3 separate regions of the Homo sapiens genome follow, and all the other regions are linked to region 2. A link is a contact called in ENCODE Hi-C or POLR2A ChIA-PET data. All regions are on one chromosome and are shown on one strand. The core of a region is the stretch at or near the end of the contact, and the rest is flanking DNA. Distances in the headings are between cores, read along the strand shown. Region 1 has its middle 10 kb from the start of GPR25. Region 2 has its middle 5.8 kb from the start of LINC00862. Region 3 has its middle 6.1 kb from the start of INAVA.

The links. A loop is a pair of places that touch in the nucleus more often than their neighbours do. ChIA-PET counts read pairs that join two places held with the same protein, here RNA polymerase II (POLR2A). Pooled maps may share reads with other maps.
Region 1: a map with no recorded cell type shows a loop between it and region 2 (4-fold over the local background). The contact joins two enhancer-like sites. A Hi-C loop is called at or near these places in 4 of 37 single-sample maps with no recorded cell type and 1 of 50 pooled maps.
Region 3: a loop to region 2 is called in a map with no recorded cell type, with 5 times the contacts of the local background. The contact joins two enhancer-like sites. A Hi-C loop is called at or near these places in 1 of 37 single-sample maps with no recorded cell type. POLR2A ChIA-PET finds 5 or more read pairs at or near these places in 1 of 52 experiments (Caco-2).

The regions. Positions count from the first base shown.
Region 1 is chr1:200,861,075-200,864,730 of GRCh38, reverse strand. It overlaps the pseudogene RPL34P6. Among named protein-coding and RNA genes, the nearest start is that of GPR25, 10 kb to the left of the region's middle. Within about 2 kb of position 1,895, at least 5 of the 41 ENCODE cell types and tissues checked have a DNase peak (open chromatin) inside an H3K27ac peak, as active enhancers do.
Region 2 is chr1:200,377,763-200,381,453 of GRCh38, reverse strand. No RefSeq gene overlaps it. Among named protein-coding and RNA genes, the nearest start is that of LINC00862, 5.8 kb to the right of the region's middle. RefSeq lists an enhancer at 633-682. Within about 2 kb of position 1,998, at least 5 of the 41 ENCODE cell types and tissues checked have a DNase peak (open chromatin) inside an H3K27ac peak, as active enhancers do.
Region 3 is chr1:200,886,992-200,890,530 of GRCh38, reverse strand. No RefSeq gene overlaps it. Among named protein-coding and RNA genes, the nearest start is that of INAVA, 6.1 kb to the left of the region's middle. Within about 2 kb of position 2,095, at least 4 of the 41 ENCODE cell types and tissues checked have a DNase peak (open chromatin) inside an H3K27ac peak, as active enhancers do.

The DNA.
Region 1 (3,656 bases), core at 646-3,145, 480 kb before region 2:
AAGAATCCAAGTACAAACTCATTTCGTAATGTATACAAAAATATCTGTACTTAGCCTCTGGCTAAGAAAGAGGATGCAGTTTAGTTAGTTTTGTTCTCATCATAAATGAGGACCTCAAGGCCCTATCAACAGAACTGATGTCTCTGCAATTCAAAATTCACTATTTATTTATTTTTTTAGAGATGGAGTCTCGCTCTGTTGCCCAGGCTGGAGTGCAGCAGAGCGATCTCAGCTAGCTGCAAGCTCCGCCTCCTGGGTTGACGCCATTCTTCTGCCTCAGCCTCCTGAGTAGCTAGGACTACAGGAGCCCGCCACCACACCCGGCTAAAGTTTTGTATTTTTAGTAGAGACGGGGTTTCACCGTGTTAACCAGGATGGTCTCGATCTCCTGACCTCGTGATCTGCCCGCCTCAGCCTCCCAAAGTGCTGGGATTACAGGCGTGAGCCACCGCGCCCGGCAAAATTCAGTATTTAAAGAATTAATGTGGTATCCTGTTGGCTGACAACGTAAGATAGTCTTTTTTTTTTTCCATACAGCAAGTCTTTTCATTTTTATTACTCAAAAAAGCTTCATTTTTTATTTAGCTTTCTGACTCTGCTTGTGCCTTCAACACTTTCACAACAATTTTCTGCTCCTTGATAAGGAAAGCACGCTTGATCCTGTCACAAACACATTTAGCACACATGGAACCAACATAGGCCCTGCTGACATGTTTCTTTGTTTTGGACAACCTCATAAGAACTTTAGGTCTTACAGCACAAACCCTTCAAAGTCTGCCTGGGCACACGCCACACGCAGATTTTGATGCTTTCCCAACCTTCTTGGTATAAAGGTAAACAATTCTATTACCAGGGGTTCGCGTAGTTTTGTTAGAGGCTGTATTGTAGGAAAGCCTATGACAGTATGTCAAATGCTGGACCATTCTGAGTGCCTGTAGACAAGTTCCCCAGGAAGAGCAGTCTTAAGTTCTTTATAGAGTTAGTTTTAGTAGAGTTAGTACCCTATAAAGTACATGAATTCTCTTGATGGACAAGAGGCTCTTACTGTTGACAAGACAAGGGCGCATCTGTCCTTTACTTTCGGTTCCATACCTCTAATACAGCACACGGTATATCCGTTGTTTGTAAAGGTCTAATGGCATCCACTTCAAGAGTTCCTTGATGGAAGAGAACTTACCTTTGTGACCTACCTAGCCCCTTTCATCTAATAACTGTTTCCTAGATAATTCTGATTAACCTATTATCAGAATTTGTTTTCACCACTTTTGCAGTTTTTCCATTCTCTCATCTTTATGAATCTAGATATTAAACAGCAGGTGAGCGTAACAGGCTGATTTTAGCTGTTGTGTTGATGATGGTTAACAGTCTTGGGCAAGAGAACAAAATCCACTTTAACCACAAGTTCTGAGTTTTCTACCAATGGTGAATACGTTATTAACTAGTAACAGCTGTGAGCCTTATTCTTATTCCACAACATGTACAACGCAGTGGGAAACTGTACCATATGGCACAGTAAGGGGATTTGAAACCAGAAGGCTTAGGTGCCACTTGTAATGCTGTCACTTACTAGCTTTGAGTCCCTGGGACAGCTACTAACCTTTTAAAGCCTCATCTTCCTCATCTGTAGAATGGAGACGTAAATGCTCACCTCCTCCCAGGCAGCAGTAAGTTAAAAGAGAAAGCAAAGCAAAGAATCTTTTAAATTATAAAGCAATTTTTTTTTTTTTTGAGACTGAGTCTCACTCTGTCACCCAGGTTGAAGTGCAGCAGCGCGATCTCGGGTTGAGAGCCACATTTCCTTTTCTATATAAACACACAAACCCTGAAGTATGAATAATAGGGTCGGCCAGGAATCACAGCAGCTGAATGTAACTGTGAAGTAGAGGTGCTGTAGACGATACTTGCCACCTGTGTTGGATGCCTCTAACACCTACTGAAGGCTGAATCACAGGTTCAATCACCTAAAACAACAGGTTGGGGTTAAGAAGAATCAAATGCATTAGTAGCCTAAGGTACCATGGTGGCTTTGCTTAATGTGTCCCCAAAAAAAAAAAAAAAAAAAAACCTTAGTGGGTCTTAAAACATTTCTTAATTTGCTTTTCACCTCTTTGATGGAAAATAATTGCCCCCTATTTTCCTGACATAAATAAGCCACTGTAGATGGAATAAAGTTATCTGATTTTAGCTGTTGTTGTGACACATATCACCACAGTGATTTAAACACATGTACAAAACTAATCTGTGTTGTCTAAGCATGTGGCCTTGAGTTGCTAGAAGACCTACATGCCCACAGGGGCAAAAAGGAAGTGACTGAAACTAGATTCTAGATCTCCTTATTTGAAGAGCAACTCTGACATACCAATCTGTGTACTTCCCCCACCCCCATCAAATTAGGCAAAATCATTAATATCTCATTTGTTTCTTTTGAGAAGATACCTATTTCTTAAGCATCTATATACTTCTAAGGGACGACAGAATTTCACACTCATTTTATAGATGTGTTTCTCCAATAGCCAATTCCTAGGTCATAACATTACAGCTACATTTCCTTTGCTGAATTTTATTATCATCTTTCTGTGTAGACAGATCATGAAATAAAGGTGTTTGTTCCTATTCACTACAGAATATTTTCCTCTGCCCTAGTTAAGAAGTATCAATTTCAGTCATAAGGCAACACATTCTTATTGTGTGGGGGCTCTAGGGTTTGTGTACACTTTTTTTTTTTTTTTTTTTTTTTTTGAGACACAGCCTCACTCTGTCACCCAGGCTGGACTGCAGAGGTGCGATCTTGGCTCACAGCAACCTCCGCCTCCTGGGTTCAAGCAATTTTTCTGCCTCATGTTCCTGAGTACCTGGGATTACAGGCGTATGCCACCATGCCTGGCTAATTTTTATTTTTTAGTAGAGACAGGGTTTCGCCGTGTTGGCCAGGCTGGTCTCAAAACTCCTGACCTCAAGTGATCTGCCTGCCTTGGCCTCCCGAAGTGCTGGGATTATAGGCATGAGCCACCACCATACCTGGCATTGTGTACATTTTTCTAATGTTGCCTGGGTCTTAGGGTTTTTTTTTTTTTTTTTTTTGAGACGGAGTCTCGCTCTGTCGCCCAGGCTGGAGTGCAGTGGTGCAATCTCGGCTCACTGCAAGCTCTGCCTCCCGGGTTCATGCCATTCTCCTGTCTCAGCCTCCCAAGTAGCTGTGACTACAGGTGCCCGCTACCAGGCCTGGCTAATTTTTTTTGTATTTTTAGTAGAGACGGGGTTTCACCATGTTAGCCAGGATGGTCTCGATCCCCTGACCTCGTGATCCGCCCACTTCGGCCTCCCAAAGTGCTGGGATTACAGGCGTGAGCCACCGCGCCCGGCCGGGTTAAATATTTTTATTTCTGAAAATTAAAGTACTGGAAATATTGTGGAAATATAGCTGTGCTCTGAAGTTACAGAACCTATCAAAAAGGTCCCAAGCTAGAAAACCACATTTATGTCTACTAACCAGATATTTCTTCAGGTATATAATTAGGCATGACGATTATTTTATAGTTTTGTTATCAGATCTCTTTTTTCTTAAAAAACACCTTTTTCTTTACTCTGTTCTGAGTAAGTAGAATCAGCAAAATCAAAGTGAAACTTACAAAATAATGGTCAAGAACTAGCTTCTC
Region 2 (3,691 bases), core at 749-3,248:
TGTGCAGTCATGACATAGCTGGAGTCAGGATCCAACTTTAAACATTGTGAGATAAATCATTTCCACAGTCTTGCTTAAGTGGCCATTTTAGTGTAGAGAAGCACATTTTCCGTTGAAAGCCAATGTGAATGTCTCCTTGACCCCGGGTCTCAACAATTTTTGAGCAACATAGGTATGATGGTTTAGAAAAAGCTTGATAGATTAAAAAAAAAGATTCTGTAAAATTAAAAATTTTTCCTTTGAAGAATTATTGATAAAAGCATGCATTTGAAACAATATAATTCATATATATCAGTAATAAAATGGGGTCTATTTGAGTTTACTAAGCATTAGCTTAGCAATAGCTACATTTCTCTAGACAGATTTCTGAGTTGCTATGAATATTTGATCTCAAGACAATGAAACCTGTAGAAATTAGTAGTTCCTTTTTCCTTTTCAATGCTCTGTATACCAAACAAAAACTGTCACCTTTCATGCATAAACATTAATGACCAGTATCTGTGAGCGCAAAGCCTGTATATTCAAGGTTAAAACTCATTCCCTGCACTATTTGGGGAGATGATTAACTCTTCTTGGTAGCAGACCAGAAGCAAGTGGGGCAGCCCCCACCTCTTCATCTTTCTGTGGAGATCTGTAGGGTTGTCTACAAAACAGCTGCTCCCCACATGTACTGGGTGTGAAAAAATCCATTTTTGAGAAACAAACATCAAAACAAAGGCCTCATAGCTGTGTATTTTTCTACCTTTGGGTCCAGGATCCAAAGTCCATATTGAAATGGCTTACTTGCCTTCCAGAGCACAAGGGTGGCTGCAGGAAGTAGACCCAGAGGTTTTCACAAACCAGGTCTTCCCTGGAAATAGTAGTAGAGGCTCGGGACCCAGATCCCCATGGAACCACCTGGCTGGTTTCTTTAGGGGAGGGCCTGAGCCAGGAGTTTTTCAGGGGCAGAGCCATGTGCCTTTCTGATCCGACTATATTCTGGGCTTAGGTGAATCTATGTTGACTTTGGAGTGGTCAGAGGGGTTGAAGCAAAACTGGCATGGATATTCTGCTGGTTGTCAAATGTTGGGCAAGTGTCCTGCTCATAATTTTTAAAGGACAAATATTTGAAATGAGCTAGCTATTTTAGATAATTTAAAAATTATTTATGTGCTGGTTTATTGTATAGAAAGGAATATGAAATATTGTACATAACTTAAAAAAAGATTAAAACAAGCCTGGCACAATGGCTGGCACCTGTAGTCCTAGCTACTGAGGAGGCTGAGGTGAGAGAATTGCTTGAGCCCAGGTGTTCGAGACTGCAATGAACTATAATTGCACCACTGCACTCCAGCCAGGGCAACAGAGTGAGACCCTTTCTCTCTCTACATATAAAACAGTAGATCAACATTACAAAATGTTAAAAAGAGAAAAAACACCCATAATACTGCTATTCCATTTTTCCTCTGTGCAAATATATTTGAACATGGTTATATTCATAATGCACATATATCATCTGTATTCTGCTTTTCAATTTAATATCATCCTCTATTTTCTGTATATTGTGACAGTCTTCATAATTTATTTTTAATGATAATATAGTATTTCATTAGAAACATGTACTATAGCTAACATTTTTCTGATTATTGGGCATTTAGGTTGATTCATATTTTGTAGTGAACATCTTTTCTTTTGGATCATTTCTTAGGATCAGTTTCCAGCAATAAGATTACTGTGTCAAAGGAAGTAGACATTTTTATGACTGATACATGCTTTGCAAAAGGTTTGGCCTTTTTCTTTGCACAACTTTAAAGGTGAATCATCAGCCATGAGCCAGTGCTTACATTTTTGGACAGTTAATTATTATTCCCATATTAGGCAGAGAGAGAAAAGCTCTGTGCACATCTGATTTTCTTCTTATTGCTTTCATTATATAGAGCTGACGTGTTGAGAAAAATGTCCTGGCTGTGAGACATTCCAGACAACAGAGCCATCACTTTGGAAAAGTTTGGACCAATCCCAATTTTGCAATCAGCTCCCAGAGTTTTTCATATTTCTTTTGGCAAAGATATCTGTCGCTGTGGTCAAATGCAGCTGAATGGTTAAAGTCACAGCGTGAGCTGATCAAGGTGCCTATTTTAGTATTAGGTTGGCAGTCTGTGGCCAGGTGTCTGGGTATTTTGAGAGAAGTAATTTTGTAAAGTAATTTGCAATTCTTAACTGTGAACAGTGCCAGAAGAGTTATATGCAGGTTTTCTGTGGAGATTCTCTCTCTCTTCCAGACCAATTGGAGGATAATCATTGGTTTCCGAAGAAAACACACTGGGCCGGGTGCAGTGGCTCATGCCTGTAATCCCAGCACTTTTGGGAGGCTGAGGCAGGCGGATCACCTGAGGTCGGGAGTTCAAGACCAGCCTGGGTAACATGGTGAAACCCTGTCTCTACTAAAATTACAAAAATTAGCCAGGTGTTGTGGCATCCACCTGTAATCCCAGCCACTCAGGAGGCTAAGGCAGGAGAATCGCTTGAACCCAGGAGGCGGAGCTTGCAGTGAGCTGAGACATGCCATTGCACTCCAGCCTGGGTGACAGAGCAAGACTCCATCTCAAAAAAAAAAAAAAAAAAAAAAAAAAAAAAAAAAAAAAAAAAAGAAAACACTGATTGCAGGGAAATTAGGACACCTTGGTCCTTGCTGAATGTGTCACAGTGTCTGTGCTTTGCAGCAAATTGCTTGACTTGAGTTTTTTCCTTCTAAGAAGCAAAGATATTGGAAACAGGAGTGCCAAAATCCCTAAAATTTTTTAGGTTCTTTGTCCGTTGGATGATTCTAATTGCATGCCCATTTTTGTAGCCAAGGATGTAATTTCCCTATTCATTGGGGCTTCTGTCAGGCAACAATGGAAAAGAATAGGATGTGAAGCACAAACCTATCTTTATAGTTTGTCATTTCTACCAGAAGATATCATGGCATATATAATTAAAACCAATGGCAAAAAATTATTTTGACTACCTGTGGCTTGAATGTACTTACTCTATCCCTGCTCCTCATGAATATGTTAAACATAGAAAAAAAAATAGCATTCACTCTTGCCCAGCAGGTTAAAAGGAAGTCAATCTATTCTGTGGAACTGGTCTTGAATTTACCGACCATTACTTTATTTGCTGACTGTAAAAATTCTAGCTTAAAAAATAGCACTCTCAGCAACATCATTTTCAAACATGAAGGCCAACAGTATTTTATTTAGCATAGCATTTTGAAAATCTAATGGCAATTTGGTAAGAAAAACTTAGGCCAGTTAGGGGAGGAGTAAAAATGAAAGTGGAAATAACATTCATTTTCTTTTTGTATTTTGTATTTTTATTTTTTTGAGGCAGTCTCATTCTGTTGCCCAAGCTGGAGTGCAGTGGCGCGATCTTGGCTCATGCAACCTCTGACTCCTGGGTTCAAATGATTCTCCTGCCTCAGCCTCCTGAGTAGCTGGGATTACAGGCGTATGCCACCATGCCCAGCTAAATTTTGTGTTTTTAGTAGAGATGGGGTTTCACCATATTGGCCAGGCTGGACTCAAACTCCTGACCTGAAGTGATCCACCTGCCTCAGCTTCCCAAAGTGCTGGGATTACCGGCTTGAGGCACTGCACCTGGCCATTTTCTATAAACTCTCTGAAATTAATTTTCATTTAGTCTGTTATAAAAGTAGTTATTCTCATTT
Region 3 (3,539 bases), core at 846-3,345, 510 kb before region 2:
AGCCAGACGCAGAGGCTCACGCCTATAATCCCAGCACTTTGGGAGGCCCAGGCCAGAGGATCGACTGAGGTCAGGAGTTGGAGATCAGCCTGGGCAACATTGTGAAAACCTGTCTCTACCAAAAAATAAAGAAATTGGCCAGGAGTGGTGGCACGCACCTGTAGTCCCAGCTACTTGGGAGGCTGAGGTGGGAAGATCACTTGAGCAGGGAGGCGGAGGTTGCAGTGAGCCAATATCCCGAGACTACACTCCGGCCTGGGAGACAGGGCAAGACCTTGTCTCAAAACAACAACAACAACAAAAAACCCACAACGAACGGCCAGGCGCGGTGGCTCACGCTTGTAATCCCAGCACTTTCGGAGGCCAATACGGACGGATCGCCTGAGGTCGGGAGTTCAAGAATGGCCTGGGCAACATGGCAAAACCCCATCTCTACTTAAAATACAAAAAAAATTAGCGAGCATGGTGCTGGGAGCCTGTAGTCCCAGTTACTCAGGAGGCTGAGGCATGAGAATCACTTGAACCCATGCAGCAGAGGTTGCAGTGAGCCAAGATCACTCCATTGCACTCCAGCCTGGGTGACAGAGCGAGACTCTGTCTCAATTAAAAACACACACACACAACAAACAAACAAACAAAAGTAAGGCAACTCCATGTGGTTGTCCAGGTTGTGCACTATACTAAGAGGGAAGGTTCACCATTCTCCACCCACCTCGCCCTATGTTTGGTCAGAGCTGTATCTGCCTAGAGAGGGTGGCTTTTTCTAATTTGTACAAAGGCATTATATGAGGTAAGATGACTAAGAGCCTTGTGGGCTAGGTGAGGATTTAAGATTTTTATACTGAAGTTGAAGAGAAGCTACTTGAATTAATCAGCACTCTCTGAGAAACAGAACCAGTAAGATGTGTATGTATAGATAGCTATATCTAGAGAGAGAGAATGCAAGAGAGAGATTGATTGATTTTAAGGAACTGGCTCATTGGATTGTGAAAGCTGGCATATCCAGAATCTGCAGGATAGACTCTCAGGCTGGAGATCCAGGGAAGAGCTGGAGTTCAAGTTCGAAGCAACCTGCTGGCAGGATTCATTCTTGCTCCAGGGAGATCAGACTTTGTTCCAACCAGGACTTCCACAGATTGGAGGGTAATCTGCTTTACTCAAAGTCTATTAATTTCAATGTTAATCTCATCTAAAAACACACACACACACACACACAAAACAACAAAACACCGTCTAGAAACATCTGAAAAAATGTTTAACCAAATATCTGGGCACTGGGCCTAGCCAAGTTGACACGTAAAATTAACCATCACACTGCTGAAAAACGTTGACCCAGGAGATGAACTGGGCAAACTGACCTTTAGAAGATGAGTGGCATGTGAGTGGTTGGAGTGGGGAGAAAGCATAGGCAGGCAGGAATGCAGGCGAGGGCGATGGCGCCTAGACTCCTGTTGTGGCAGAGGGGAGAGAGTGGGTGAAAGGCAGAGGGAAGAGGTCAAGGGCCTCAGAAGCAGGCACCATGGAAGCAGAAACCAGAGTCCTCATTGGAAACTGACTGCTCAGCCCATGTAGGGGAAGGAAGGAGGTGCGATTTGGAAGAGGTCGCTAAGCCCCCATCAGCTCTCTCTCCTTCCCACTTTGGCTGAAGGGGCAAGCATTCTCCATCAGATGGGGTTTTCTGGGAAGTGGAAGGGAAGTGGGGAAAACCTTTGAGTTCTTGCTAGGCAGGAGAAAGGGAAGCAAAGTTGGATGTCCTTAGCTGAGCTTCTAAAAGCTGCATGGTAGCTGGGCAGCTGCTCGCACCCTGAAGCACCATCCTCCCCCATACGCAGTAGAGGGACTCACTGAGTCCTCTCCCTGCCCGGAGGGAGCTATCCTGGTCCAATTTCACAATCCTCAGGCTCTCTGGCCAGGCAGAGGAAGAGGGGGAGGAGGCTGAACTTCCCCACTCTCCCTTTCCCCCGACCCTTGCTCCAGGGGCCGGATGAGGAGAGGGAGGCGTGCCTAGACCCAGACAGTGCCCTGTCAATGCCCTGGGTGAGAAGCTCTCTGGAAACCCCAGAATGACTTGGGCCTAGGCCTCGCTTCCTCTCCTGACCACATCCTGCAGCTCACAGCCAGAGGCAGGTGCAGAAGGGGCACTGTCCTCTATTGGCCTCAGCCTCTGTGGACCAGATCCCTCTCAACTGATCGGGTGCAGGCTGGGCTGCAGGCGGGTGAGTAGCTATGCGAAACGCATACAGCTGACTTAGGAGGTCCAGCCAGGGGGCCTCACTCAGCTGCTTCAAAGTGCTTCAAAGGAAGAAAAACCCCCAAATGGGTCCAGGATACTGAATCTAGAGAGCTGCTTGGAGGAGAGGGGCAAGCCCATCACTGGGGCTCAGACTCTTGAGTTGCATGAGATGGGAAAGGAGCCTGCTCCCCAGAGACACACCAGCATCCTCCTGGCCAGCAATCCTGGGCTGGTTTCTCAATGTTCCCAGGTCCTCTCCAGGAAGTTAGGGTCCTCTTCCTACCTTCCCCGCCTCCTCTCTTTCTTCACTTTTTTTTCCCTTTGTTCTCTCTCTTTCCTCCTCCCCCTTCCTCTACAGCTCTTCTATCCTGGCTGCCTGGGCTCCCAGAAGATTTCAGGGACCACAGGACAGTGACCTCGCACTGCACATGGAGAGCACTGGCCCCTGACACGCTTTCCCCGACCTCTGCCCTTCTTGTAACTCGCTCTCCTGGGCTGGACCCCTGGGGGGTCAGATTTCTGACAGTTGCCAGAAATCTGCTCTTCTGTGTGCCCTGGAGGAAGAAAACCTAAGGGTGAAAGTGCTGGGGGGTAGAGAGCGGGGTGTGGGGTGGCCTGGAGGCTCTAATTTAACCTGGAGCCCCCTGCTTTCTGTGGCCCCACTTGGGGAGACTTGGACCCCTGCTTTGGGGAGACTTGGACCCCTGCTTTGGGGAGAGCAAAACCTGGCCCCTCTCTAACCGCAAGCCCAAGCCCCCTGCAGCATCCCTGGTCCAGTAAGCCCTAATGCCCGGGCCTCTGTGGCCATTCTCTCGCTCTTTTTTTTTTTTTTGAGACAGAGTCTCGCTCTGTCGCCAGGCTGGAGTGCAGTGGCGCGATCTCGGCTCACTACAACCTCCACCTCCCGGGTTCAAGATAAAAGCTCTCCACTGTCCTCAGTTTCTCTTGGAAAGCCCAGTTCTGTTTGCAATCAGATGGCACACAGTAAAGACACTTTGGTGCAGGTCCATGTTTCCTTCCCCGCGGGCGGTGGTGTGTAGGGTCGGGAATTTCCACGTCCCAGCTGGGCTGCACCTCAGGAAGCCTGAAACACTGGCAGGAGGTGAAGACACCGTGTCGGGGGTCTGAGGGCTGGATGATTATTACCCCTCTGTCAAAACACAAAATTATGACAAATTTAGTTAAATGATGTAATTGGCTTTTATTTGTGACTTATGAAGCTGGGTAGCATTTTTCTCTAAAAACTGAGAAAAAGTGCTCCAATGAGCTGAGCAGAGGAGGTTGGCTTTACAGGCAGAAAAGGGCT